6 separate regions of the Homo sapiens genome follow, and regions 1, 2, 3, 5 and 6 are each linked to region 4. A link is a contact called in ENCODE Hi-C or POLR2A ChIA-PET data. All regions are on one chromosome and are shown on one strand. The core of a region is the stretch at or near the end of the contact, and the rest is flanking DNA. Distances in the headings are between cores, read along the strand shown.

Region 1 (4,844 bases), core at 174-2,673, 880 kb before region 4:
CCTGAGCCACCGCGTCCAGCCTGTATGGAATTTTTTTTTTTTTTTTTTGAGACGGAGTCTCCCTCTGTCGCCCAGGCTGGAGTGCAGTGGCGCGATCTCGGCTCACTGCAAGCTCCGCCTCCCGGGTTCACGCCATTCTCCTGTCTCAGCCTCCCGAGTAGCTGGGACTACAGGCGCCCGCCACCGCGCCCAGCTAATTTTTTGTATTTTTAGTAGAGACGGGGTTTCACCGTGTTAGCCAGGATGGTCTCGATCTCCTGACCTCATGATCCGCCCGCCTTGGCCTCCCAAAGTGCTGGGATTACCGGCGTGAGCCACCGCGCCCGGCTGCCTGTATGGAATTTCTATGAGAAATTATTGCATACTTTGTTGTCGGTTAGACCTGGGGTAAATCCCTGCTGCTGTCATTTATCTGCCGAAGTATTAGACGCATCTGGCTGAGCCTTAATTCATTCATCAAGCATTTATTGAGCTTCTACCATGTTCCAGCCCCGATCCTGGCACGGGGGCCCTGCTGTAAACAAAGCTGTTCTCTGCCCTCAGGAGCTTGCTCTCTGATAGGAGAGACAGGGACTGCAAGCTCAATCCCCACCAGAAGCGCTGTGAAGACAAAACAGGGTGATGTCACAGTGACTGGAGGAGGGGGCACCTTTGAGCAGGGTGGTGGTGGTGGGGCTCTCTGAGGAGGCAATACCATTGGTGTTTAAGAGTCAAATAAATGTTGCTCGTCTAGCTCTTGGTCCAGCACCTGACAGATATTAAGCGCTCAGCAAATCTCATAGTGACCCTAGTTGTCATTTTCATTAGTTTACTGTCCTCGCCACCGGGAGAACATGAGCTGGGGAGGATGCGGGGCAGGCTCGACGTTTCTCCTCTTTGGGCGCACAGCACAGAGCTGGCACACAGCTGATGAACACATGGCACCCGAAACCTCTGCACACAGTAGGGCTTGATAAACCAGCCCACTCTCCATCGGCCTCGCTAGGGAGCATCGTACAGAGCACCCGCCAAATGCTTCCTGGCCTCGGCCCCAGCCCGGCGCCCTGCCCTCGCGTTCCTTGCACACAGTGGGCGCTTAACGCTGCCGGCTCAAGAAATGCCCATTTCTGGGCCCTGCCTCGGCCCATTGCATGGGCCCGTGAACCGAAGCCTAGCTGGGCGGCGACGCGCCGCGAGCTCCCAGTGGGCTGGAGCCGGGAGCCCTGCCGGGGCTGAGCTGGGAAGGCGGGCACGCGCCTCCGCCCCAAGCTTCCGCGCCCAGCTGCGTCCAGCTGCGTCCCAGCCTCCGGCTCGCGGCGGTTGGCTGCGGCTCAGCGACGTCCGATTGGCCTGCGCGGCTCCGGCGCGAGCCCCGATTGGCTGTGACGCGCGGCCGGGCGAGGACCCCGCCCGCGCCGCCGCCGCGCCCGGCGCTGGGCGGTCATTGGGCGGCGTGATCTCGCCGCGGTTCCGCGGCCCTGCCGCCGCCGCCGCCAGCAGAGCGCACCGGGCCGATCGGGCGAGTGGCCATGGCGGGCGCCGAGAACTGGCCGGGCCAGCAGCTGGAGCTGGACGAGGACGAGGCGTCTTGTTGCCGCTGGGGCGCGCAGCACGCCGGGGCCCGCGAGCTGGCTGCGCTCTACTCGCCAGGTAAGACCTCTGGGCCCCCCTCCAGGCCTGCGGTCACCAGCCCCGGCTGCGGACAGCGACCCCAGACTGGAGTCCCAACCTCGGGCCCAGATGCGGAACTCCAGCCCGGGTGTCTAACTTGCAAATAGCAAGTTCGGGGACCCCACCCCAGTGTCCCTTCCGAACCCAAGCCAGAACCTTGGCCCCGGGGTTTCCTGGCTGCAGAGACACTCCCCAGATCAAGAAATTACCATGAGCTCCCTGGGCGACAAACGGAGCTCCCATCGGACCCGCAGATACGGAATCCTAGCCCCGGGGCATTCTCGGTTGTGAAGAGTGCTCCTAGACTTAGAACCCCACCCCCTCATCCCCCCAGGACCCGGTCCAAGCCCAAAGCTGCCCTTCAGCTGTAAGCACTGCCCTCAGGCCCCTAAAAGTCACACCTCATCCTGGGTTCCCCAGATCTGGAATCTACATCCTAGTACCTCCTCTGTGCCCTAGCCCAGGCCCTGGGCTGCAAACAATGACCTCACCTCCCTAACCTGGGAATGTCAGCCCCTCTGCCCAGGGAACCCTAACTCAGGGGCTTCCAGCTGCACGGTACCCCCCACACCCTTCCCCCAAAACCCCATCCTAGTGATAGCTTCAGTGGCTACAGACCGATATCCTCTCCCCAACCCTCCAGTGGTGAGCATCAGTCCTTGCCCCATATTCCTGGATCCCAGGCAGTGAGGGGACTGAATGTACCCCACTGTAAGCTCCCCTGTACATAAGCCCCAACTCTAGCTCTTGCCCCTCCCTCACATCCATGTATTGGCCCCTTCCTTAGGACTTGGGACTGGAACCCCCATATTCCCCAGACCAGATCATAAGTTGGAGTTCACCTCTCCCTCTCTGTCCCTTTCCCTCAGGCCACGGTTTCTCCCTAGCTTCTTCCTGCTTTGCTCACTGTATATGCTCCAGCAAGCACCCCCCCTACACCCACTTTTGTGACTCCTACGTGAGCCCTAGGAATTTTACTGTTTGGCCTCAGGAGGGCCCTATATCCCCAGGAGTTAAGGAAGTGCCTTTGAGAACTCCTGGTTCAGGTGACTGGGAGGCACCTCTACCTGGGTGTCACCATGGAATGAAGCTTTGTTTGTCAAATATCCTGACATCCTTCCTTTTTCTGTGGGGCAGCCACCAAGCACCACATGCAGCCCTTGCCTGGAGTGGGCCTGGGGTCACTAGCACCTTAGCTTTCTGCCCTCACTGGCCTGGGTTCCATGCCGTCTCTTCCTTAAAAGGCGGCATGGCCACGGACCATTTGCATTTCCTCACTGGGTCCTAGACCACTCCATTCTCTGTATGTGATTTTTCACACCTGACTTGGGCACCTGGTCCATGCCGCTATGGTTTCTTCAGGCCTATACCCAAGACACCCAGCCTATGGACTTAAAACCTCCTGCTCTCCTGGGGGTAGGCCAGGGTTAACATCCTGACTCTGTTATTCAGCTGTATGACCTGGTCCAAGCCACTTTCCGTCTCTGTTTCCCCTTGGTTTCCTTGCAAGTTAAAGTTTATCTGCCCCTTCGTGTTAGGAAGTGGAAATGAGATCGTCCACTGGCATTCAGTAGGCACTCCCTGTTGTTGTGTGGGTTTTTTTGTTGTTTTTTGTTTTGTTTTGTTTTATTTGTTTTGAGATGGAGTCTCACTCTGTTGCCCAGGCTGGAGTGCAGTGGCGTGATCTCGGCTCACTGCAAGCTCCTCCTCCCGGGTTCACGCCATTCTCCTGCCTCAGCCTCCTGAGTAGCTGGGACTACAGGCGCCCGCCACCATGCCCGGCTAATTTTCTGTATTTTCAGTAGAGATGGGGTTTCACTGTGTTAGCCAGGGTGGTCTCGATCTCTTGACCTTGTGATCCGCCCACCTCGGCCTCCCACAGTGCTGGGATTACAGGCGTGAGCCACTGTGCCTGGCGCCTCCCTGTTGTTAACAGTAGTCTGACCTTTGCTGTGGGGGATCCGCCTCACCTCTCTGGTCCTCAAACTCCCCACCTGGGAATTGGGGATAAGGATTCAAGGGCCTCCCTCTTTAGTGTCCAGCTCTGCCTGCTCCTGTGAACCCTACCTACTTTCAGACAGCCCAAATCATTCCCAGGCATTCTGAGCCTCCCCAGGGATTGCTGTTTCCCCACTCCACCACGATCAATTGCATATTTGTCCATTTCTGGTTTCCCCAAGTGCCCTTCACTCTCTGAAGAACAGCCATGCCTGAATCAGAGTCTGCAGACAGCCTGGTGCCCCAAATCTGCAATCAAGGCCCTTTATCTCCTCCAGACCTGGAGGTAGGGGAGGAGACTTGCCAAACTGGTTTCTCCAACTTCCTTTCCACTGGCCTCTCTGCTTCTATCTGCTCACTGTGTGATCTTGGGGAAGTATTTGACCTCTCTGGGCCTGAAAAAGTGAGAGACCAGGCTCAGTGCATATTGAACACCTATGTTCTAGTCCATGTTCTAGGCTCTGGGGGCAGAATGGTGAACAAGACAGAAAAAAATGGAGCTGGCCGGGCGCGGTGGCTCACACCCGTAATCCTAGCACTTTGGGAGGCCGAGGTGGGTGGATCACTTGAGGTCAGGAGTTCGAGACCAGCCTGGCCAACATGGCGAAACCCCGACTCTACTAAAAATACAGAAATTAGCTGGGCATGGTGGCAGGCCCCTGTAATCCCACCTACTCAGGAGGCTGAGGCAGGATAATCTCTTGAACCCAGGAGGCGGAGGTTGTTGCAGTGAGCCAATACCACACCACTGCATTCCAGCCTGGATGACAGAGCGAGACTCTGTCTCAAAAAAAAAGAAAAAGAAAAAAACGGAGCTGGCATTTTAGTAAATAGCCGGGCCATAAACTTGACAAATAACTGTCTCACGTGCCCAGTGGTGGCAAGCGCTGTGGAGCAAATACATAGCAGGAGAGGGGGATCTGAAATGTTGGGGACAGGAATGACATTTTAGGGAGGGGGCAGTGAAGGCTTCCCTGAGCAGGTGACATTCGAAGTGAGGCCTGAAGGGAGGAAGGACTGGAGGGAGGGAGCCTTGAGGATATTTGAAGAAGGGTTGGTCCAGACCAGGGAAACAACAAATGCAGAGACCCTGAGGTGGGAGCTTGCCAGGCATGTTTAGGGAATATGGAGGACACATGTAGGCTGGAGGGAAGAGTAGAAGAAGTTCCTGGGTTCTAGGAGCAGAATGTTTGAGA
Region 2 (4,308 bases), core at 510-3,009, 700 kb before region 4:
AAGGATTCAGAGCCAGGCGGGGGGTCTGACAACATCCTGTCTGGCTAGGGAGGGGGCGGACCCGGGAGAGGGTGTGGCCGGGTGGGCCCCTTCACACCTGGCCCCCACAGCAAGGTGTTGGTTGCACCTTTCCCATATCCAGCTCCGACCCATTTGGCTGAGAAACAGGCTGCAGGGGATTGGGAAGGTGTCTGCTTTGCCCATCTGCTTAGCTGATGAAGAAAGTTTCTGCCAAACGTTTCCAGAGAGCCAGGCCCTGGAACTTGAGCTAGAAGTTAGAAGACTCGGGGCCTCAGTGTCCACAGCTTTGGGAATGAGAACAGCAAGCCCAGATTCACAAAAGCTGCCAGAGAGAGCAACGGTGGGGGCGCCTGGAGGGGCACGTACCAGTGTGGGTCCGGACATGGCCTTGTAGCAGCCAGGGCCTAGAGAAGGCCTTCCCGCAGGTTCCGCAGACGCAGGGCAGCGTGTGGCTTCGGATGTGCATCTTGAGGGCACCCAGGCTGAGGTATTCCTTGTTGCAGTATTTGCAGTTGAAGGCCTTTCGAGCCTGGAGATCCTTGGCCTCAGAGAGCTGGGCCAGCTGCTTGGGCACTTGGCCCAAGCCTGGGAAGGCAGCATAGGCCTCGGCCTCCAAGGAAGAGACTGAAGTAGAGGAGAAGGACGAAGGAGCCGGTGAGGGTGGGCTGGGGGGCTGGGAGCCTTTCCCACTGTCCTCATCTGACAGGGAGGTCAGCTCTGCCACCCTGGGACTCTCCTGGAGCCGAAGGGAGGCCCAGGCAATTGGCTGGGCTTGGGGCGCCAGGACAGAGTCCCAGATGAGCATTGGCAGCGAGGCGGTGGGGTTGAGGATCTCCGGAGGTGGGATGGCTGCCAGCAGGTGGGCCTGGTCGTAGGGCTGCTGGAAGGTAAACTCTGAGGGAGAAAAAGCAGAGTCAGGCGTTAATTAAATCATTCACTCAATCAACAAACATGAGCCCACCGCTGGCCAGGGGCTGGGTGGGGCCGATTCTCAATACATAATTAGATCAAAAAAATTATCCACAGGACAGACCAGGTTCCTGCCCTCCTCGCCCAGGTCACCCAATCTGAGTCTCTCACACGTAGGACCCCCAGTTGAAGGAGGTCATTTCCTGATCTCCCTCTCCTAAGTCCCCAGTCTCCAGCCTGAGGCCAGAACCCCATCATCCCAGCCCCGGAGCCACCACCCTGCCCCAATCCCCCTCCTCACACACATCTCGTCTCCCCACCCCTCCCCTCAACCCTCTGGACTCCGGACTCTCCCCAGCAGCGTCCAGAGGGCCCTCCTGACACAGGCCTCCTCTCCTTCCCCTCTTGCGGAGCTCCTCCGCCTCTCGCCGGCTACAAAGGCCCCCCAAGCTGAAGACCCCTGCCCTCTACACGGCACTCCCCCAACCACCCAGACAGATCCCCGGAACTGGGGACCCACTTGCCCGGTCTCCCGAGCCCGCAATGGTCCACAAAACATCCTGTGACTCGATCCTGGCTCAGGCAGGCCGCCTCCCTCAGGTGCCCCCCACGCAGCCTTCGCCTGTCTCCCCCAAACCTCCTGGAGCCCAGAACCCCTCCAACGCACCTGGATTAGAGTCCTGCAGCTCGCTGTAGTTAGGCTTCCGATTGGGGTCGGAGGGCTTCCTGACGAGGAAAGAGCGCGGCATAGTGGTCGAGGCACTGGGGTCGCCGATTCGCGCAGCAGTAGCGCAGAAGAACCACTCGCTAGGCCGTGCCGCGGCGCAATGAATGCAGCAGCGCCGCCAACTCCCTTAAGTACTCCGGGGGGGTGGTGGGGGGTGGGAGGGGCGGGGCCTTATCTGCCACGCCCCTTTGTCACCTCCGCGCCAATCGGAGGCTCGTCTCCGCCGAAGGCCACTCCCCGAGCAGGTGCGCCGGCTGCTGGCCGGGCTCGCGCCGCGTGGCGGTGAGAGCCCGGGCGGGGACTCCTCCGAGGCGGGGTTCGCTGGCGCAGCGCGGGTCGTCCCCGGTGCTGGGGCTGTCCGGGGCGGGACGTCGAGCGAAGCGAGGCCTCTGCGAGGTGGGACCCCGGCAGGACGCCGCGCGCCCACCGGCTCAGCGCCCGGTGGTCTGAGCGCTTCTGACGCCCCCTGGCGCTGCGCGCCGGCCGGGACACCTGACCTTCCGACGCCCGCCCCCGCCTCGGGCTTGGGAGGGGGCGGAAATTTCCTCCGCCCGGCTGGCGCCTGGAGAGCGTGGCATTGACGAGGGAAACGCACATCACTGGGGAGGAAGCGAGGAAAGGGACACCGCACGTGGCTCTCGGCGGCTTGAAATGCCACGGCCTTTTTGCAAAGCAGCCTGGCCCAGCTAGCCAAGAGCACCCGTTCCTTCCCTTATCCAGTGTTTACGGAGCGCCCAGCACGTGTGGGGCACTGTACCTGGGGCCAGGGCACAGCCCCGGACAGAACACTCAGAGCCTCTCCCGAAGGGTAGCTTCTGGTCCAGTGAGGGAGACAGACGAAGTAAACAGATAATTACAATGCAAAGGGAAGTGTGCTTTGGTGGGGGAGAGACGGGACGCGGCGACCGTTAAGAGGCGGGTCACCTGACAGGGGGTCGGGGTGACTTCCCAGAGGAAGTGAAGAATTATCAAGGGAAAAGGCCCGAGGGAAGAAGTGGCAACTGCTTCAGAGTAACTCCTAGAGAGCAGCTTCCAGGGATGGGGTGGGATGGGCATGCCCGGAGGGGTCAGATGTGCTGGGCCCCAGGGCCTCGTAGGAGTTTGGACTTTGCCTCAAGGGCACTGGGGAGCCACCGAAGGATTTTCAGCTGAGGAGGGACCTGGTTAGAGTTTCGTTGAAAAAGATCCCTGTAGGCTGGCGGGAGAAAGAAGGCATGGGCCGGGCGTGTCTCCTCACCCCGTGAAGATCCTCGATCCTGTGTCTAAAGGCTGTAACACGGCTCCATAGGGGCCCTGACTGAATGCATGTGGGGTGGGCCCAAGTGAGGGGCAGCTGCACCCCCACCCCAGCTTCCCTGGGAGGCGTACCAGGCCCGGGGGTGGCTCTGAAATAAACCTCACAGGTCTCACCGTTCTTGTTTCCACCTGTGAAGGAAGACTATAAAAACCTATAAGCACCCCACACCACCACCACCACCAACCTGAAGGGCAGAACTACTGTCTGTTTAGTCACTTGGTGCCGGGTGTGACAGCCGTGAACAAAATCGTCCTCCCCTGGTTCTAGCTGGAGAGCGGGCAGTAGGGTGGGGGACAGAGGCAGTAAGCAGTCATTAAGCGGAATACTCCCCGTCCCGTGTCAATTTAGCTCCAATCAGGATCCTTTGCTTGAAGCCAAAGTGAGGCCAGATCACCCCCTCCTCTGCTCAAACCCTCCCATGCGCCTGTCTCAGAGTAAAAGCCAAAGTCCTCTCCTCAGCCAACTCGGCCCCGCTGCTCTGACCCCAGCTGACATTGGCTTGAGCCTCTCTCCCTCCCCCATGCACAAGGATCCCACCCCCAGCCTTCCTTCTGTTCCTCCAACATCCCAGACCTTTCCCACCTTGGCACCTGCTGCTCTTCCTCCTCTCCCCTACGTCTCTTGCTCCTAGATCTTCACGCTGGCTTCCTTTCATTCTTTGTTTCAGCAGCAACTTCACTAACTGCTCAGCCTCGTTTAGTGAAGAGAGAAATGGCAAATTCAAGCCACAGTGAGCTGCCATTTCACGCCCATCAGAAGGACAACAAGGAAAAATTTGGTCACTATCAAGAGTTGATGAGGAGGTGAGAGCTGGCGAGAGGGTCGGTGGGCATAGTCACTTTGGAAAAGTTTGGCATCAGCTAGCAACAGGTGACTCCTCTCCCTGTCTGTCCTCAAGCCAACTGCATCCCAGGGGCTGCAGCTGACAAGTCTGTCCTCAAACCAACTGCATCCCAGGGGTTCTCAGCTCTGGCAGCACATTAGATCCCCACAGGGAAGGATTAAAACACCTAAGCCTCGGCCCACCCCACCCCCACCCACATCTTGATTTAATTAGTCTGGGTGGGGCCTCTGGCATCAGCATTTTAAAAAACTCCCCTGGGGATTATAATGAGCAACCAAGCAAAGTAAAGAACTGTTGTCCAGCCCAAACCCCGAAAAAACAAAAAAGGATATTCATTGTACCCTCGTTCCTAATAGCAAAAAAAGCAAAAACTAAAACAAAACTGGATACAACACAAATGTTTATAAACAGTAGACTGGATTAATGAACCCTGGTGCAATCCTGTAATAGAATACTATACAGCAATAAAAATGAACTACAACTCCATGCAGCAACAGGGATGAATCTCAA
Region 3 (4,791 bases), core at 484-2,983, 540 kb after region 4:
ACATGCAAGCAAACTGAGAGAAAGGTTAAGCTCAAGGTCACGACTGTGCCAGCCGCAGAAGTGGGCTTTAGGCCATCCTAAGGGCTAAGCCAGTGTTCTTCAGTTCAGCTCACACGCTAAGTTTGTAATTTTTGCTATATCTGAGTATTCTTTGTATTATTATTTGTTTAATGCTTTAAAAAATTGATTCACTTATCGTTTGAACCCGGGAGGCAGAGGTTGCAGTGAGTCGAGATTGTGCCACTGCACACCAGCCCCTGCAACAGTGTGAGACTCCGTCTCAAAAAAAAAAAAAATTGATTCACTTAACAAAACTTCAGTGAACTTATTTAAAAAGAGAAATTTGCATCATCATTGAAAATAGAAAATGAGTGCTATAAATAGAAGGTAATTGTCAAAATAAATGCAGTAGAAACCAAACGGTATTACCGCATTCTATCTAGAAACTCTTAACTACTTGAGCCTTTCAGCCTGAGGCTGCTTACATCACACCAGCTAAGACCCTCCTTGAGCTAACTGGACCTATTGAAAAAGGAGCCAGCGTTCTCAGTGTGTGATACAGTGTTTTTTAATTTAAAATCATCTTTTTAATTAAAAATTAAAATTATCACGCCTCTTCCTGCCTGCTCACGGAGGATAGGTTGAGTCAGTCTGTCTCAGGAGTTTTAAAGGCCACACCTCTGTAGGTTGGGTTTCTGGAAGCTGGCGATTTGCACACAGGTGGGCCCTTGGAAGCAGCTAAAGGAGAGGTTGCAGAGGCTCCACCCCAGCCACTGATAGTCCCATCTGGAAGGAACTCTGGAACTAGGATAGCTCTTCAGATTATGCACAATTGCAGCAAGTGGGCAAGGCCTTTGCACCCTTGTTGCCCAGTGGGCTGTCCTCAGGAGTGGGTGTACCGCCTCAGACAGGTGGCCCTCTTAGGCTGAAGGCAGCTCTAGGAGAGGGCCTTAGCTGAGGGTCATTGTCAGCCAGCACTCCCAGCACCTGGGGTAAGGGGTGTCTCTGTCTCTGTGACAGGCATTTGAGGAGTGCACCATGGCATCCACTGCAGCCCCAAAGGAAAGAGGTGCTGGGTCCACTCTCCTTCCCAGGCTTGTTTACTCCATTTACTCCCTGCTTGGAAACATTTTCCCATGGCCATGGCAGCATCTGGGCTGGTGAGATGCTAATCGGGAACAGAGCTCTTGCAGACAGGCTCTCCAGGAGAGGAAGGGGCCCTGGCCCACAGTCCAGCCCGCTAGTGTCACCTAACTGATCAGATGGGGGAAGAGTCCCTCACCCCCTTTCCCCAAAACCCAACCACTAACTACTGAGTTTATCATAAACTAGCACCGAGTGGACATTTTCTTTGTGCTGGGTTCTGTTCTCTGTGCCTTACAGATATGCATTCATTAAAACTTCACAACACTCTTTAAAGGTGGTTACTATTATTGTACCCATTTTACAGATGAGGAAACCAAGGCCCAGAGAGATTAAGTTATAGGGCAAGCTTACAGAGCTAGGAAGCATCAGAGCCAGGATTTGAGCTGACACAGTCAGGCTGTAGAGTCTGTGTTTTTTACTCTTATGTGATGAGGTCTCCTGAAATACATAGTAAGCATCTCCTGTGTGCCAGGCTCTGCACTAGACCCTGGGGATGCTGTACTAAGTAAGACAGACTTGCTCCGTGCTGCCACGCGGCTCGTAGGTGGGAGAAACAGAGGGTAATTTAACAAATGAGGTCATTTCAGATGCCAGTGCAGACTGTGAAGAACATAAAATGCAGATGTGGTAAAGAGTGACTCTGCCTGAGGTTGCTTTCAATCGGGAGGTCAGGGCCAGGGCTGCTAGATTTAGCAAATGAAAACAAAGGACACCCAGGGAAATTGGAATTTCAGGTAAACATCAAATAATTTTTTAGTGGAAACATGTCTTATGGAATATTTGAGACATACTTATACTAAAAAAAATATGTGTCTGAAATGAGCATTCACCTGGGCATCCTGGGGTTTATTTTATATCTGGCAACCCAAGGGTGGGATGGCCTTTCTGAGGGGTTGGAATGGGATGATCTTGGGGAGGGTGGTCTGGACCAAGGTGAGAAAGGGCAGAAGCCCTGAGCTGGGAGCAAGCTTAGCTCATTTGAGAGAAGAAGGGAGACTGGCGTGGCCAGAGCAGAGTGAGTGATAGAGAGAGTTTGAGGGTGTCATAGTGGGGGCAGGGCAGATCCTGTAGGGCTTTGCGTGCCGAGGTGAGGACTGTAGATCTTATTCTGAGTCAGTGAAAGCCATTGCAGGTTTTAAGCACGGGAGTAGTGTGGTCTGATTTCTGTTTTAACCCCCCTCTCCCCACAGCTGTATGGATGGGTAAATAATTTGGGGAGACTGTTGAGAAACTGAGACCTGATTCTCACTTCTCTCCTCCCCACTGGAGAATATGTCTGCATGGGCCAGCTCCTTCCCTCTTCTGGGTCTTAGTCTTGCTGGCTGTGAAATGAGTGGTTTGGAGCTGATGGTCTCTGTGGAGCCACTGTCACCTGGGTATTGTGGACAGCAGCTGCCACCTCTCACAATCCTTGAGCCTTTCCTGGGGGTGAGCTCCCCTCCCCTGGCTGTTTCCAGCCAGCAGCTGTCCCCTTCTCCCCCCAAACCCACAGCCACATGTTCCGTACCCACCACATCTGTGTATGCACAACTGTTTGTCCGTTTCTTCCTGGCAAAGCAATCAGAGCCCCATGTCGGGCCTCCAGGAGGAAATGGAACACTTGGACTCTGAGCTGTCAAGAGCAGCGTTTCCGTATTTGCAGGGTCTCAGGCCTGAGATGCAGCTGGGGTCAGGCTGGATGAAAGGACACAGGCGTGATTGAACTGGGCACGGTGCTGCAGAGGGGATGTTGTCCTTTGCTAAATTTAACTTCTCCAAGCCTCAAGCGTTGGGCCCCTGCCCTTCCCACAGGCTGAAGGAGAGGAAAACATTGCAGACCTTGTCGTAGAAGGGGGCTCAGGGGATGAGGAATGACAAACCAGTGGTGAGCTTGTTACCCCCTCTCCTGCACCTGTGGCAGACATTCCTAATCAATCACAGCATTCTGTCTCTAGGCTTCCTGTGGGGCCCCAGAATCCTCCTCACCAGTGTTCCAGCTGGCACTACCCAGTGACTGGGGTTGGTATGTGGGAAGAAACCGATTTGTCCCTGCTTTCTGGCCCAGTCCCTTCCCTTCATCTCTGTGGAGATGGACAGAGAGACCCTGTCACCTCACTAAGATTTGGGTCCATGTCTTTCATTTTCTGCCTTTAAGAGTGTGCATGTATCAAAACTGTCTTTGCTGTACGTGACAGAAACACCAGTTCAGATAGGCTTAAACAAATACAGGACTTTACTGATGCATGTCAGTGAAATTGTTCAGGAGTGTAGGTTGGCTTCAGGCATAGCTAGATCCAGGACTCCGTATGATGATTTCAGGACCAGGTCTTTCTCTGATCTCAGGCTCTGCTTTTATCTGTGCAGTGCTGATTTCACTCTTGGAGAATGGGAGGGGCTTATGGGGTGCATGCCTCACATGGTGGCAGGGGTTCAACAGCAGCTCAAAGAGAGTTTCTCTTCCCAGTGATTCCAGCTCGAGTCCTTGCGGGCTCTTGCGGCCCAGCTTGGGTCACATGGCCACTGTTATTAGGACGGGGAACTCTGATTGGTTTTGTCTGGGTCATGTGCTCACTTATGGTCCCTGGGGTGGGGTGGGACCAGCCTGGGAAGAAGCACAGAGCTGGTCTGAGGGCCCTTTAGCCTCTCCGTTCCTCCTTCTCTTTTCTTCCTTTCATTCATCAAATAGTCACAATACCTGCTCTCTGCCAGTGGCCGCTGACCCCATTGACATCACAGCAGTGACCTCAACAGATGAAAACGCCGTCCCGATGGAGCTGACAGTCCCAGGAGATTCAGGGGAGAAGGACAGTGCATGAATGAGACGTAAAACATCCTGGGGTCAGGGACCATCATAATTCCCAAAATCTGCCTGGGACCCTCCCGATGCTTTCCCTAAACCCACGAGTCTATCTGCTGCCTTCCTCCTGACTCTGCCTGTCTTTTTTTTTTTTTTTTTTTTTTTTTTTTTGCTGTCAAAACCTTCCCACCTACTGCCCTACCCTGTTCAATAAAAAAGGTAATGAAGTTTCTGAAATAATCATGCTGGTGATAATAGCAACAACATTATTAAGCAATAATAATACTAGTTAATATTTAGTGAACACTTACTATGCACCATTGGAAGTCCCTTAATATAAATTCACCTGCCAATCCTCACAACACCATTATGGTAATGATATTGTTGTCTGTACTTTATGGATGAGAATGCAGAGGCCAAGAAATGTTACTTGTCTTGACCAAGAGCTGGTGACCGGGAGACTTGGGCTATGAACCTAGATGGTCTGGCTGCAGAACTTCTCCTTGGCACTTACAGGGTTGATGCTGATAGTGGTTGGTGAGAGTGGTCATGGTGGCTTTTTATGTCACTGCAAGTCTTCTCTGCAGGAGCAGGTTTCCAGACAGGCCAGTTCCTGTCACCTACAACAAAATAGTTGTACTCTTTCTTCCTCTTCCTCTTCCCTGCAGCCTGCATCACCACAGTCTGCAGCTGAAATCCTGGTTCCAGGTGTGTCCAGCAGCCCCCACTCACAAGGTTTTACCTACGGCTGAGTGATCCCCTGCAGCTCAGACATCTACTCACCCAGCTCTTTTGGCCTTGATGGTCCCTTAGGCCCATTTGAGACAAGTGGGAATAGAAAAAGGTCTGCCTGGGCAGTGTTGGGGGTG
Region 4 (4,752 bases), core at 562-3,061:
CACATGTGTTCCCATGAAGCCCAGACTTTGTAAACGCCTCACTCCTGGACTCTAGCAAAAATATTAGTTATGTAGTCGGGCACTGGTTTGAGTGGCTAGTTCAACAGAAAAACACATTTGGCTTTCCAAAATATGTCAATAAATCATCCCTCCACTTGGAAATTTAAGCGCCCCAACACACAGGAAGAATGGAATCCAAAAATATGTTTAAGTGGCATTAAAATGTTAAACGCCTCTTCACTAACAAGGTTCTTTCACTTCAGGCATTTCTCTTAAACCTGTTTCTTCACCAGAAACCTAGTTCCAATATTTGAACTGTGAGAATAAAACATTCAGAACATGTTTTTCTTTTTTTTTTTTTTTTGAGACGGAGTCTGGCTCTGTTGCCCCGACTGTAGGGCAGTGGCGCAATCTCAACTCACTACAACCTCCGCCGCCCGGGTTCGGGCAATTCTCCTGCCTCAGCCTTGTGAGTTGCTGGGATTACAGGCGCGTACCACCACGCCCAGCTAATTTCTGTATTTTTAATAGAGTCAGGGTTTCACCATGTTGGCCAGGCTGGTCTCCAAATCTTGACCTCAGGTGACCCATCTGCCTTGGCCTCCCCAAGTGCTGGGGTTACAGGCGTCAGCCACAGCGCCCGGCCGTCAGAACACTTTTTTAAATACCTAATAAATGCTCGATAGAAAGTGCTTTGTTAAATCCCACGTTTTCCTAGAAAACTAAAGCTTCTCAAAGCACGTGTTTTCTACAGTAGACCCATAGGAGACAAAGACTTACTCGTCAGGAGATCGAAGGTTGTAGATGTCTGCACGTGGCTTCCTTGGAGGTCCAGTGGTGACTCCCTCTTCCAAAATCCATTCTGTACCCGCTGGCTGCTCTAACCTGTGAACCAACAAATAAAGGGCGTTAACCGCCATCTTCCCACGGTCAGAAACGAACAAGGCCGGGCCTTTTGAGGCCGATGTATCAGAACTAACTGGCAAAATATAAGACGTCAGCATTGTCGATCTGATGGGGAAAAAAGTGAAGTCATCATTTACACCAGCCAAGGGCTTCTCAGGCCCGTGCAGAAGGCAGTGGCTTTTCCAGCTCCAGAAACTCATTTCTCCCACGCCCTTAAGGCCTATTTGGGGTCAGAGACGGAGAAGCCACGAGAAGGAGATTAGGGCTGGCCGCAGAGACGACGGCACAAAGAAGGGAAGGGAGGACCAGAGGTCTCCAACGAAGAACATGGAGTTTCCACTCACCACACACAAAACGGGAACTTACGGGCAGGACAATAGCGTATGAAGCCTGACTGCAACTAGGAGAAGTACCACACTCCGGGCACCGCAGACGCGAAAGAACGAATGGCTTCCTGAACCTCCCTTATATAACCAAAGATGGCTTTCGCACCTGCGCACTGGACCCGAAACGCTCTCTTTCCCGCCCGCTCCGCGCGCGTCGCTCTGGGAAATGTAGTCTCGAGCAGCACAGCCCGAGGCGCTCTAGTAGTTGTCCAGGCCGCGTCTAGCCCCGCCCCCTTCCCTCTACACGCCGGGCCACCCGGGCTTGTCCGCTTCCTCGCCATGTCGCGCTTCACACGCACCAAACCGCTCGACGGGTTCCCCTTCCTCTGGGGCCGGCTGAGGCCCGCAAAGGCCTTGGGCGCAGTCATCTCCCGCCCCCCGCGGTCCGCTCCCCTCAGCCGCGCCCGCCTGAGCCCGCCGGCTCCGCCGCCGGGGGGAGCTGAGGTGACGCCCTCCTCGAGGGCGGAGGCGCCGGCCGTGCCTGGGCCAGGCCCTCGTGCTCTCCACCCTGGGCCCCCGCCTCCTCCTTCTCCTCCTCTGGGCCGCCCGCCCGGCTCCGCCCAGGGTCTGCGGGGAACGGAAACCGAAAGTGCGCGGCGCCGGGCGGGGCCACCGACCTGCCTGGGCCGAAGCCCCAGCACTCGCCGGCGGCAGTGAAAGGACGCGCCGGAGCCGGGTGAGTGGCCCCGCAACTGCCCCTGCCCCTGATTCTTCCTTGCCTCGCCGCGAACCCCGGCGCCCGCGCCGACCCGCCACTGCCTCTGCCCGTAAGACCTGTCACCCTCTCAAGCCCCCAACGCACCCGTCACCCGCTCAGAGCCCCTGGCCCCTCAGCGCCCCGTCGCCCCCTCAATCCCCAGACCCCCATCACCCACTCAGAGCCTTGTCACCTCTTTGGCCCCCAGCGGCATCAGCACCCACTCAGAGCGCCTCTCAGCGCCCCGTCTCCCCCTCAGACCCCAGACCTCCATCGCCTACTCAGCGCCCCGTCACCCACTCAGCCCCTGGCCCATCTCAGCGCCCCGTCGCCCCTTCGGCTCCCCTGTACTCTCTTTAGTGTCCCCATCCCCTCAGCTGGCCCGTCGCTCTCCCCAGCACCCCCGACACCGTCACCGCTTCTGCCCTCAGCACTTCGATCTCCTCTGCCCCTACCCCTGTCTGTGCCCTCCCTTCTGCCACTCGCACCCCCCTCATTCCTCCGGCCTCACCTCCTGTCACCTTATCAATCCCCCTCTTCTACAGAGCACCTCGGCACCCCCTTCAGCCTGCTCCCTGCCCCCACCCCGCCGCCTCCGTCCTCAGCAAGCACCCCCTGGTGCTCGCTACCACCCTCTCCCCAAGGCCCCCATAACCCCGCCACCTCACAGCCTTGGCGCTCCCTGACCCCATAACATTTCCATTAGGGACCGTGGGCTCCCTGGGTCAGGGATTCCCCAGGACCCTGGAGACTTCCCCCAAACCCAGCTCTGCCTCCGACCTCAGCCTCCTGCGTCCCACTCTGGTGATGACTAGCCCCTCTCATTCTGACTCCAGGCCAGCTTGATCATCACTGATTTTCTTCTTCGTGCCCTTTAGGCCTTGATTCCCCCCACCAAAAAAAAACACTTCAGTCTGTTTTCGATCCCAGCATTTCCTGTTCATGTCTACTCCTCCCTTCCTTCCCTTGCCTTTTTTTTAACATCTTTTTTTCTTTTCTTCCGTTTCTTTTAAATTTTCTGGAGTTTCTATTTTAGCATTTTTCAACAAGGGGAAGAAGGAATTTTCCCCTCGGAGAATTGAAAATAAACAAACAAACTCTAAATACTGAGCCTGCGCCAGGAGGGCTGGGTTTGATAAGATGAGGGAGGGGACTCACCAGAGATATTCCCAGGGGGAAGAAAAGAGACTCCTTTTTCAGATGAGGAAAAAAGCTGCCCCTCATATAATGCCAAATGTAGTCACAGTTTCCAATTATGAATATTTTAGAACTCAGTGAAGACAGTCTCAAAAATCCCTTTGCTGAGGACTCTGAGTCACCCACTCTTTCCTTAGCCCCAGCCCACACCATGTGTATGAGTTGGGTTGAGAAGCTCCCTTAAAGGGGCTTCCTCTTCCTCTTACAGGACCAGTGTCAAAAATCACCAAGGTAGAAGAATGAGGAGGAAGAAAGAATATCAGATTTCTAGCTGGTCCTGAGGAAACAGCACCTCGTAGTTGCCAAACCTCCTGGTTATTGAAACATGTAATTTCTTTCTCTTGATTCAGTAGAGCAGAGAGCTTAATCATTTGGCTCCATTCCAAAGAGTAGGCTAAGGGGATAACTGCTCACTAATTATTTATAAACTGTAGGGTACTGCAAGCTATTGGGTACTATATAAGTGGCAGATATGTAAATGCCAGATAAGGTGGTGAGCACATGGTTTTGGATTAACAAAAATGTACTCCTTTTTGTCCTGGCAACAATATTGTCTGCTTCTTAGGAAAGGAAAATGAAACCTAGCAACTGATTAAGTAACTTGGCTAAAGGCATAAACCAAACAGCAGTTTTGAATGGGAATTGATGACATTCCCTCTACCCCAAGAAAGTGCCAGGGTAAAAGAAAGGGGAATTCTATCTCTTGAAATCAGCTAAATTGTGAATTTAATATTTTATATCATAATTGGGCATTTGCAGAGTCGAGCACTTGTGCTCTAGATTAAAATCTGTATTTAACCCTTAGTTAACAAATCATTAAAATGTTAACAAAGGCAGAAGGACTGGCTTGATGGTGTTTGGGTTTTTGCTGCTAGATGCTATGTTTCGAGGACACTGATAACTCAACATGTGCAGTTTTCCAGATAACAGAAAGTAACGTGAAGGAATTCAGGTGACTCAGACATGGAGGAGAGAAGACCTCATCTGGATGCCAGGCCCAGGAATTCCCATACCAACCACAGAGGTAAGCAAGGTTTCCTACCTAATGAGAAGGAAATTCTAGTAATAAAAGAAGGAAATAGGGCTCTCTATAAATGAGCAGGCCTACCTAAGATTGTCTGCATCTCTCAAGTAAAGAATGACTATGGCTGGATGCAGTGGCTCAAGCCTATAATCCTAGCATTTTGGGAGCCTGAGGCGGGAGGATTGTTTACGCCCAGGGGATTGAGACCAGCCTGGGCAACATGGCAATAGGCTTTCTCTACAAAAAAATATATAAATTAGCCGGGCTTGGTGCTGCGTGCCTGTAGTCCCAGCTACTTAGGCTACTTGGGAGGCTGAAGTGGGAGGATCCCTTGAACCTCAGGAAGGGGTGGGTGTAGAAGGCAGAGGTTGCTCTGGACTGTGATCTGGCCTCTGCACTCCAGCCTGGGTGACAGAAAGACCTTGTCTCAAAAAAAAAAAGAATGAGTTATTTCTTAATTACTTCATGAATTACTCTGAAAAACAGCCAACCCTCCACTTTTCCTAAGAGAGCTGATGAATGGGTGCAGTTCACTTTAACAA
Region 5 (4,522 bases), core at 1,503-4,002, 570 kb after region 4:
GGGAACTTACTACCTTACAAGGTAGCCCTCTCTCTTGCGAGAAAGCTCCAAGTGGTGTAAGAATGGATTAATTCATTCAAACAGTGGTCTCTTGCACTGGTCCCATTGGACTCCTTGAGGTCTTACAGATTCACCGGGCCTCTTAGTCATGTAGTTCTCCCAAGACGCTTAGCAAGCAAGCAAGCAAGCACCTCTTGGGTTCCTTCCAGAAATACTCTTCTCTGGGCCAAACCCTGGAAGTTCATGTATCTGTTCCACTTTGGATATGGATTCCAGGGTTTTCAGTACCATAGTATGTCTCCTTTGAATGTGACTCTATTCTGATTTATTAGTACAGTCTGTTCAGTTCTGAATTGGGCAGGAGCCTTCTCACCTCCCTCCTTTCGCATGTTAGACCTTTGTTAGTATCGCTCAAGCTCTCGTTGGCTTTGAAGATACCCACATTTTATGCCTGTCTGAGACCAGCTGGGACACCTTCGAGTTTCCATATCTGTGCACTCCCTCTGAGACTGTGAAGCAGTAGGAACTTTTTCAAATAAGAGATGGAAAAACTAGCCCAAGCTGACTTACACAACATATATATGTAAAAAATAAATAGGCTCACATAACTGACAAGCCATGGATAGATGGCTTCAGGTATGGCTGGATCATGGTGTCTCAAGGGAATTGCCCAACTGCTTTCCTAAGCTGCTGCAGCATTTTATATTTTTACCAGCAATGTAGGAGGGCTCTATTTTTTTCATATCTCCACCAACAGTTGTTATTCATGTTTTGGATTATAGCTATTCCAGTAGATGTGAAGTGGTATCTCATTTTGGTTTTGTTTTGCATTTTCCCACATGATGTTGAACATCTTTTCATCTGCTTATTGGACATTTGTGTATCTTCTTTGGAGAAATGTCTGTTCAAGTCCTATGCCTGTTTTTTACTTGTATTATTTATCTTTTTGTTGTTAAGTTGTAAGGGTTCTTTACATATTCTGGGTACAAGTTCCTCATCAGATGTGTAATTGATACTATTTTCCTCATTAGGCAGATTGTCTTTTCCCTTCCTTTTAAATTTTATTTATTTTTTGGCTTTCACGTTGGGGTAGTGTCATTTGAAGCACAGAAGTTTTAAATTGTGGTGAAATTCACGTTATCTATTTTTTTTAAGTTGCTTGTGCATTTGGTCATATCTAAGAGCACTTCGCCTAACTTAAGGTCACAAGGGGTTTACTCCTGTGTTTTCTCTGACAGTTTTATAGTTTTAGTTCTTACATTTAGGTCTGTGATCCATTTTGAGTCCATTTTTGTGTGTGGCATGAGGAAGGGGCCAGCCTCATTTTGTTGCACATGGATATTCAGTTGCATCATTTGTTGAAAAGACAGTTCTTTTGTCCATTTAATTGCCTTGGCATCCTTGTGGAAAATTAACTGACCATAAATGTAAGGATTTATTTCTGGACTCTCAATTTTTTTTGATATGCATTGATTTTTACTTTTGATTTTCTTTTTTTTTTTTTTTTTTTATAGTTCTGGGATACATGTGCAGAATGTGCAGCTTTGTTACATATGTCTACATGTGCCATGGTGGTTTGCTGCACCTATCAACCTATCTCTCTCTCTCTTTTTTTTTTTTAAAAGAGATAATAGAGACAGGTTCGTTCTGTCACTCAGGCTGGAGTGCAGTGGCCCGATTATAACTCACTGTAACCTGGAGCTCCTGGGCCCAAGTGATCCTCCCACCTCAGCCTTCCAAAAGCTGGAACTACAGGTGCACATCACTGTGTCTGGCTAAGTTTTTAAAATTTTTTGGTAAAGATGGTGTCCTTCTGTGTTGCCCAGGCTGGTCTTGAACTGCTGGCCACCGCCTACAATTCTTTTCCATTGATCTCTAGGCCTATCTTTATACAGTACTATGTTGCCTCTTTTTTTATGATGGAGTCTCACTCTGTTGCCCAGGCTGGAGTGCAGGGGCTTAATCTTGGCTCACTGCAACCTCTGCCTCCCGGGTTCAAGCGATTCTCCTGCCTCAGCCTCCCAAGTAGCTGAGATTACAGGTGTGCACCACCATGCCTGGCTAATTTTTATATTTTTAGTAGAGATGGGGTTTTGCCATGTTGGCTAGGCTGGTCTTGAAGTCCTTACCTCAGGTGATCCGCCCGCCTTGGCTTCCCAAAGTGCTGGGATCACAGGCGTGAGCCACCATGCCTGGCTTGTGTTATTTCTTCTTTTTTCTTTTTTTTAAGATGGAGTCTTGCTCTGTCACCCAGGCTGGAGTGCAGTGGCGCAATCTTGGCTCACCGCAACCTTTGGCTCACTGCAACCTCCGCCTCCCAGGTTCAACTGATTCTCCTCCCTCAGCCTCCCAAGTAGCTGGGACTACAGGCACGTGCCGCCACGCCCGGCTAATTTTTGTATTTTTAATAGAGACGGGGTTTCACCATGCTGGCCAGGCTGGTCTCGAACTCCTGACCTCGTGATCTGCCTGCCTGGGCCTCCCAAAGTGTTGAGATTACAGGCGTGAGCCACTGTGGCCGTTACTTCTTGAGATCTTGAGGAGTGTGCCGGGAGAGGAAACAGCAAGTCCAAAGGCCTGGAGGCAGGAATGGGCCCTCATTTTTTGGAGCTCCACAGAGTGGAGCCAACATGCCCCGTGAACCAAGACACCAAAGCTAACACTTCCCCTGCGGTTTTGGTCCAGCTATGGGCCTGGCCAGGTCTTGCTTGGTTTCAATTCCCTACCCCTACCACTGACCTAGAGCAAGAATAGAGATAGAGGCGGACAGATAGAAAAGGGAAGCAGCCTTTTTTTCACTTTTACTAACTACTGGGTGTTGGCAGCCCCACAGGGAACCACTGGAGGAGGGTCACTGAGATTCCAACTTCCAGGGTTTGGGAGGAGCAGATATGGTGGCAGTGCCCATCAGAGGGGTGCCATGGACCCATCAGGTTTTAGCTTCAAGAATAAAAGTGGTGAGAGCTTCCTATTTGTTGGGGGAGGTGGGAAGAGGCCCAGGGCCTCAGGCTGGAGAATCACAGAATAGTGATTCAGAAATGTGAGCTCTGGAGCTGGACCGTGTAGCCGCTTAGCTGTCCGTGCCCTTGGGTAGGGGACCTTGCCTCTGTGTGAGCCTCAACTTTCTCATCTGTCAAGTGGGGATAGTAAAAGCACCTGCCTGCTAGGGCCATTGGGAGGCAAAGTAATTTCACTGATGGCCAAGCTTAACAGAGCCAGCAGAAGGAAGAACACAGTTTCATGGTGAATTTATCCCAAGTGCCACAACACGGTGGGGTCTTTTGTAATAGGATATGTTTTAGCTGCAGTGACATAGCTCTGAAACAAGAGTGGCTTAAACAACGTCTAAGCTTATTTCTGTCAAGGCAGTCCAGGGCAGCATGGTGGCTCCATGCTGACAGCACCAAGTTCTGCCAACCCTGAGGTGTGCCCCTCACCACCAGGGTTTCAGGTGCTCGCACCATGCCCACATTCCAGCCAAGGAAGAGGGAAAGGAGAAGGGAAACTGCACCCGGCACTTCTGCTCGCGCCCCATCCATGAGAACCTTGTGTCCAGGCAGACTGGGCGTGTGGCCTTTATTCCAGGTGCCCTCATGCTCAGCTAAGAATCAGTTCTGTTGCTTTTAACAAAGGGCCAGCAAACTTTTCCATTAAAGGATCAGATAGTAAATAGTTTAGGCCTTGGGGTCCATACAATCTGTCATTGTAGTGTAAAAGCAACCACTGACAATATATCAGTGAAATGAGGATACTTGGTTCCGACAAAACTTTTTTTTACAAAAACGGGTGATGGGTTGGACTCAGTCCTTGGACTGTCATTTGACCCCTGCTTTGGATGAAAGGGATGATGGGTAGAACCTGGGGCGGGGGTCTCACTAACTGGCAGCCTCTGTCCCTGCCCACCGGGAGCTGACTGGCCACATTCACTCCCTGGCCTCGGCTGGCCTCACAAAGGTCCAGATGCCAAAAACCACTTCAGGGAACCTGGGACTGGGGTAGCTTTGCAGGATCGAATGGAATTACTGAATATGGTCATAAGATCACGGTCTTATATTGTAACTTTGTGGACATGCCTACAAGCAGGCTGATGGCTTAGGGGAGTGTCTGCCGTCATCTGTGTACAACAGAGAGCCCAACATGGGGCCAGGTACACTGGAGCCTGGCTGAGTGGATACATGCATGCATGGAGTGAATGAGGCACAGAGCTTCTGTGCCACCCTCTGCTCTTGCCTGGACTTTGGCAGTAGCCATAACTGGTCTTCCCACTTTATATTCACTGCACATTCCATCCCGTGCATCCTCCTGTCAGCAGCCAGGGAGGTCCTTTAAAGGGTGAGAAGGTGGTGTCAGGCCTCTGCTCATACCCCCATCACCTCCCCATGGCTCTTGGGAGGAAACCCAAACACCCCACTGCGGCCTCATGTGATCTGGCCTTGGCATGCTTGTCTGAATCTGTGGTCCATCCCTCTCGCTCACTTGCTCTGCTGCAGCTCCGCTGGCCTCCCTGCTGCTTCTCGCTGCC
Region 6 (4,954 bases), core at 733-3,232, 830 kb before region 4:
CAGGCTGTGCCAAGGCTATGGTGAGGCAAGTGGGGTACCTAGGGTGCAGATTTTTTTTTTTTTTTTGAGACTGAATCTCTCTCTGTTGCCCAGGCTGGAATGCAATGGTGCAATCTCAGCTCACTGCAACCTCTGCCTCCCGGGTTCGCTCGATTTTCCTGCCTCAGCCTCCCGAGTAGCTGGGATTACAGGTGTGTGCTACCACGCCCCGCTAATTTTTGTATTTTTAGTAGAGACGAGGTTTCACCATGTTGACCAGGCTGGTCTGGAACTCCTGACCTCAGGTGATCTGCCCACCTCGGCCTCCCAAAGTGCTGGGATTACAGGTGTGAGCCACCATGCCCTGCCCTAGGGTGCAGATTTTAAGGAGTCACTCACCTGCAGCGCTGTGCAAGTGCGGAGTCAGGACCTGAGTGAAAGCCCCGTTAAATCTGACCACCCCATCCTCGTCCCTGCCCTGGGTGCAGAGCCTGGTGCACAGGGTGTCCAGGCATCCTGCTTTGCCCTGGAGAGCCCTGGTTTCCACTTGTCCTGGTGAGATTATAATAAGTCCCCTTTTAATCTGATGTGTGTCCTCATTAGGTGATAATTCTATGGTCGCTCAACTTGTAAAGTTTGTATTTTATCCAGAGGGAATGGGGAGCCACTGAAGGCTTTAGCTGGAGGGTGTTTTGAGCAGATGTTGGTCTATATGGAGAATGGGCCATAGGGGAGAGAATGGAAGCTGCTGGGGTCTTCCAAGTGGGAGATAAAGGCAGCTTGCCCTGAGTGGAGAAGTGAACGGAGTGGAGAGATGCAGAGTAGGCACTGCTATCAGACAAAGGTGATGAATTGGATGTGCTGGGTGAGGGCTTCCAGCTTCCTTGTCCCTCTATGTTTAGAGTCCTGGTCCTTCTGCCAGTATTTTGCTCTGTGACCTTAAGCCAGTCCCTTCACCTCTCTCAGCCTCAGTGTCTACATCCATATAAGGGCTTCTCAGACAATTTATAATAAAGGAGGAGTACCTTCTTGGGTTTATTTATTTGCAAAAATATTTCCCAAGGGCCTTTGCACAAGCTGTTCCCTCTACCTCCTCATTGTTACGGTCTCTGCTGAAATATGACCACCTTAGGAGGCCCTTCCTGACCATCCTCTGCTGCTCTTGTCTTGGTTTATCTCTACCCTATCAGAATTATAGTTTCCTGTTTATTTACTTGCTGTCTACGACTAGAATGTAAGTCCCTGAAAGCAGGGATTTGCTTCTTCAGAGATGTCTATCCATCCCCAGCGCCTAGCACAGTGTCTGGTACATAGTAGGTGCTTAATGTTTGTTTGTTTGGTTGAATGAATGAATGAACGAATGAATGAATGAATGAATGAATGAATTGGGTAGATGGTTAGCAAATGCTTTCCCTGCCACCTTAATGCCCCTAAATCATTTAGCTGCACCCACTCCAAGCCTTCTCTGGCCGGGGAGCATCAATCCTAGGAGCCAGATCATCTGACCTGGAGGGTGATGATTCAAAAAATTTGAACCTGGAGGTTAAAATTCTGCCTGTCTCTGCCACTTAACAGCTGAGTTTAGATAAATCGCTTGATCTCTCTCGGCTGCATTTTTCACATTAATTCTGACCTTGCGGAGATGTGGTGAGGATCTAGATAGGAACTAGACAGGAAAAAGCCCCAAGCGAATTCGGCGCTTTTGTTTGAAGCTATATTTTCTTTTTCTTTCACAATCGCGCCTTCCCAAGCCTAGTCACCCCTGCCCTTCTCACTAAGCACATCACAACCTCCCTCGCACCCGATGTGTGGGGACTTGCAGGTTGCTGGGCCCTCGAGCACGCAGATATTTCCTTTCTCTAAAAGGGAAGGAAAAGAGCCTTCCAGGCCACGGGTCGTGCAGGTCTCCGGGGCGGGCGTCAGCGGCGGCGTATGTGCGTGCGCGCGCGCCTGCGCATCAGGGCCGGGGGACGGGTAAGGGGGGGGTGAAGAAGGGGCCGGCCTTCAAGCAAGAGCGACGCAAGATGGCAGCCACCACGGGCTCGGGTGAGCGGGGGCGCCGGGCCCGGCCGGCCGAGGGGGCATGGGCTTGGGCCGGGGGCCGGGGACCCTCAAAGCCTCCTGCAGCGGAGCCAGGGTCCCCGCGCCGCCTCTGTCTGCTGGGCTCCGCGGCAGCCACCGGCGCGGCCTGACCGGGGGAGGAGGAGCAGGCGGTGGCCGGAAGCACGGGCGGGGGGCTGAGGGGCCTGTGGGCGGCGCGGCGAGGCCCTGAGGCTCCCCCGGGAGGCGTGAGGGCCCTCTGTGCTGTCTGGGGGAGCCGGAGTGGGCGAGGAGCGAGCTCCGAGGCACTCCTGAGGATACCGGGGCTGGCGACTCTTAAGGGGCGATCTAGAGGTCCCCTAGAGGAGGCGCCCCACAGCGGATGGAAGTCCCATACTGGGTGCCAGGGGTGCGGCTGAGAGGGGCCTTGGGATGTCTGGAGGGGACATCAGAGAAGCCCTTCAGGCTGGATGGAAGAAACGGGATCCTGAGGGGGTGACTTGAGAGGATCCCCTATCGGTTGAGGGAACGGCTCCGGCGTTAGTTTTAGAGATGGGGTTAGCTGAGGAAATAGCTATGTTGACTAGAAAGGAGGAGCCTTGGAGCAGCTGCTTTTGGGGAGAATGAAGGGGGTCTCCGCATGATAAGTGAGAGGAGGGAAAAGGATTCAGATGCCAGAGGGACCTAATAGCGGTGATAGTGAAATGACCCCATCATTACCAGTCTCCTGTTCGAGGATACAGATGGATTGCTTCAAGTTAGGTTTCAGGGGACAAGGTCCGAGTGGGGCAGTTGGTGGAAGCCTCTGATATTGGATGAGGGAGAACAGATGAATTGGGAGCCCCGAGGATGTCTCTTTGGGAGTGGGGATTCAACTGAGGGAAGCCCCTGAAATGAGGGAGTGGAAAAGGTCGGGTTCCGGAGATGTTTCCTGTAAAGGAGAAAAGTCTCCTCTTTTTGAATTGAGTGAGGGAAGCATATCCTAGAAGTGTCTCTTCTGTGGAGACGCTCACTCTCATCGACTCCTTTAATAATTGGGACAGATATGTGGGTTCAGCTCAGAAGTTCCCCACTGGCTGATGGGAGTAGGGAGGTGAATAGATGAAATGGGAACTCTTGGGTGAGGCTGCACCCTCAGGTGCCTGGCAGTGAAGTTGGCCAAGGAGGTTCTCTCAGATGGGGTGAAAATGGGTTACCTCTCTGATGGAGGAAGCAAACAGGGCCACAGTGTTCCCCACTGTGGGGCTGCAGGGACACCAGCCTGAGTACAGCAATCATTGGCATATTTAAGGCCACAGCAGCGGCAGTGTTGGGAAGGAATTGGTGATCCATGGGAAATAGGGTGAGGGGAATTCTTTATAAATGTTGCTACTCTGCGGTCTCAAGGAGCCATACTTGCCTGATGGTTGGGGTGGGAATAAAAGAAATTGAATGTGGGGGATCTGACTGAAGTGACCCACCACAAGCTGCTGCCTTTTGAGTTTAAAACAGTGGGGTCTTCTTGCAGAATAGCGGAGACCATGAATCCTTTTACTCGATTTTGGTTTCAGCTGGAACAGTGCTGAGTCAATTCATTTACCATGACGCTGCCCCAGGCACTCCCAGAAGAGAGATTCTGAGTCAGGCCAGACTGCTGGGTAAAACTTCTCACCAGAATAACACTCCTACCGGGTCGTAATAAACGAAGGGGCCCAGTGTGCTGGTGGTAGCCAGCAATAAGGTGCTGTTGCAGCTCAGCCCTGCTTGCAGTCACTCGGTTGGCTACCTACAATCTGGGTTAACAGCTGCCCGGTTCTAACTTCTCCAGACCCTGACAGTTAAAAAGTGAGTGCTTCATAAATGGCTATGGTGATCAGATAAAATGTCAGCTGCTGTCTAGTGGAATACAAGAGCACTTGGCATGGTTTAGATAACATAGGACAGGCTTTGAGGTGCCCTAAAATGGACTTCCCAAAATTCTTTTGTCTGTTTATTCAACAGATATTTACTGAGGGCCTATTATGTCCCATCGTGGATAGCAAACAAAATGGACATAGTCTGTATCCTTCGGGAGCTTCCATTCAAGTCAGGGAGAGAAGGCTGTTAAGGAGTAAATAAGACAATTTCAGATAGCAGTAAGTGCTATGGAGGAAATTGTGTGATGTGATAGTGTCTGGAGAGGTGGTCAGGAAAGTGACATTTCAGCTGAGTCAAATAATGGAAAGAGCTAACCCTACAGTGTCACAGGCAGGAGAGAGAGTGGGCTGTTAGTGCAAAGGCCCTGTGGTGGGACTCTGCTTGGCATGTTGAAATAACAGGATAAAAGGCCTTCATGTGCAAGCAAGGCTTGTTAAGGAGATGAGTTGGAGAGACATGGCTTTGGATTTGAGATGGTATGAGGGGAAGCCATCAAACAAGTGTCTGGTATGAAGTAGGCATTCAGTAAATATTTGTTGAATGAATGAATAAGAGTCTTAAAAAGAGGAGTATGATAAGATCTGACCTTCGTCCCTAGGCAGTGAAAAGAGTGCAGGGTGCTAAGAGTAAAGCAGACCTTACTTGGGGTAAACTAAAATGAGTGTACAGGCCTCTCTGCTTTCTAACCCTGAGAAGTCTTCCAGGTGTGGTCAGGGCCCAGAGGCCTTCCTTAGTCAGGTTTAGAGTGAGGCTCTTGATTAATCTGTGCCTCCGGTTGCCAGGAAACAGCTGTGAAGCCTTTGAGTTCCTGTAAGGGCTGAACTTAGTTTTTTATGGTCACTGCTTTCAGCATTTGGCTACACCACCTTCCCACTTCCTTTGGTTCTGCAATGTGTGATATCTACATATGTCTTAGAGGGTGGAACTGTGAAAAGCCCACCACAGATCCTCAGAATCCCCATGTTATGACGGGTGACTTCCTCCTGCCTTGGCCAGGATTGCAGCACATCAAATAGTGGCCCTTGGTTGCCAGGCCCTT

Evidence for each region. Hi-C counts contacts between places; a loop is a spot of excess contacts on that map. ChIA-PET counts read pairs that join two places held with the same protein, here RNA polymerase II (POLR2A). Pooled maps may share reads with other maps.
Region 1: a pooled map shows a loop between it and region 4 (6-fold over the local background). The contact joins the promoter of PEDS1 here to the promoter of ZFAS1 in region 4. A Hi-C loop is called at or near these places in 8 of 50 pooled maps. POLR2A ChIA-PET finds 5 or more read pairs at or near these places in 2 of 52 experiments (A673 and PC-9).
Region 2: a pooled map shows a loop between it and region 4 (5-fold over the local background). The contact joins the promoter of SNAI1 here to the promoter of ZFAS1 in region 4. A Hi-C loop is called at or near these places in 3 of 50 pooled maps. POLR2A ChIA-PET finds 5 or more read pairs at or near these places in 2 of 52 experiments (GM10248 and activated B cell).
Region 3: a loop to region 4 is called in a pooled map, with 25 times the contacts of the local background. The contact joins the enhancer-like site here to the promoter of ZFAS1 in region 4. A Hi-C loop is called at or near these places in 7 of 37 single-sample maps with no recorded cell type and 4 of 50 pooled maps.
Region 5: a pooled map shows a loop between it and region 4 (4-fold over the local background). The contact joins the enhancer-like site here to the promoter of ZFAS1 in region 4. A Hi-C loop is called at or near these places in 4 of 37 single-sample maps with no recorded cell type and 5 of 50 pooled maps.
Region 6: a loop to region 4 is called in a map of CD8-positive, alpha-beta T cell, with 7 times the contacts of the local background. The contact joins the promoter of UBE2V1 here to the promoter of ZFAS1 in region 4. A Hi-C loop is called at or near these places in 3 of 168 maps with a recorded cell type or tissue (CD8-positive, alpha-beta T cell and OCI-LY7), 6 of 37 single-sample maps with no recorded cell type and 15 of 50 pooled maps. POLR2A ChIA-PET finds 5 or more read pairs at or near these places in 2 of 52 experiments (GM10248 and activated CD4-positive, alpha-beta T cell).

Annotation. Positions count from the first base shown.
Region 1 is chr20:50,150,302-50,155,145 of GRCh38, reverse strand. PEDS1 (plasmanylethanolamine desaturase 1) reads left to right here and starts at 1,423. Exons shown (of 6, transcript NM_199129.4): 1 at 1,423-1,629. The coding sequence starts at 1,509. It overlaps PEDS1-UBE2V1 (PEDS1-UBE2V1 readthrough), which reads left to right and starts at 1,423. Exons shown (of 8, transcript NM_199203.3): 1 at 1,423-1,629. The coding sequence starts at 1,509. RefSeq lists a silencer at 990-1,669.
Region 2 is chr20:49,980,431-49,984,738 of GRCh38, reverse strand. It overlaps SNAI1 (snail family transcriptional repressor 1), which reads right to left and starts at 1,759. Exons shown (of 3, transcript NM_005985.4): 1 at 1,598-1,759; 2 at 388-915. The coding sequence starts at 1,679. RefSeq lists a silencer at 1,745-2,264 and an enhancer at 2,417-3,354.
Region 3 is chr20:48,736,518-48,741,308 of GRCh38, reverse strand. All of the region lies in intron 3 of PREX1 (phosphatidylinositol-3,4,5-trisphosphate dependent Rac exchange factor 1), which reads left to right. Among named protein-coding and RNA genes, the nearest start is that of PREX1, 89 kb to the left of the region's middle. RefSeq lists an enhancer at 608-717. Within about 2 kb of position 1,733, at least 6 of the 41 ENCODE cell types and tissues checked have a DNase peak (open chromatin) inside an H3K27ac peak, as active enhancers do.
Region 4 is chr20:49,275,237-49,279,988 of GRCh38, reverse strand. ZFAS1 (ZNFX1 antisense RNA 1) reads right to left here and starts at 1,811. Exons shown (of 4, transcript NR_036658.2): 1 at 1,273-1,811; 2 at 781-885. It overlaps ZNFX1 (zinc finger NFX1-type containing 1), which reads left to right and starts at 1,932. Exons shown (of 14, transcript NM_021035.3): 1 at 1,932-1,968; 2 at 4,102-4,210. The coding sequence starts at 4,150. It overlaps SNORD12C (small nucleolar RNA, C/D box 12C), which reads right to left and starts at 1,044; the gene lies at 966-1,044. RefSeq lists enhancers at 1,228-1,427, 1,303-1,597, 1,355-1,855, 1,856-2,356, 2,698-2,757 and silencers at 1,518-1,877, 1,928-2,157.
Region 5 is chr20:48,710,846-48,715,367 of GRCh38, reverse strand. All of the region lies in intron 5 of PREX1 (phosphatidylinositol-3,4,5-trisphosphate dependent Rac exchange factor 1), which reads left to right. Among named protein-coding and RNA genes, the nearest start is that of PREX1, 110 kb to the left of the region's middle. RefSeq lists enhancers at 2,376-2,425, 2,466-2,575. Within about 2 kb of position 2,752, at least 4 of the 41 ENCODE cell types and tissues checked have a DNase peak (open chromatin) inside an H3K27ac peak, as active enhancers do.
Region 6 is chr20:50,110,178-50,115,131 of GRCh38, reverse strand. It overlaps UBE2V1 (ubiquitin conjugating enzyme E2 V1), which reads left to right and starts at 1,982. Exons shown (of 4, transcript NM_001032288.3): 1 at 1,982-2,025. The coding sequence starts at 2,004. The region is part of intron 5 of PEDS1-UBE2V1 (PEDS1-UBE2V1 readthrough); the gene reads left to right. RefSeq lists enhancers at 1,063-1,630, 1,635-1,744 and a silencer at 1,915-2,454.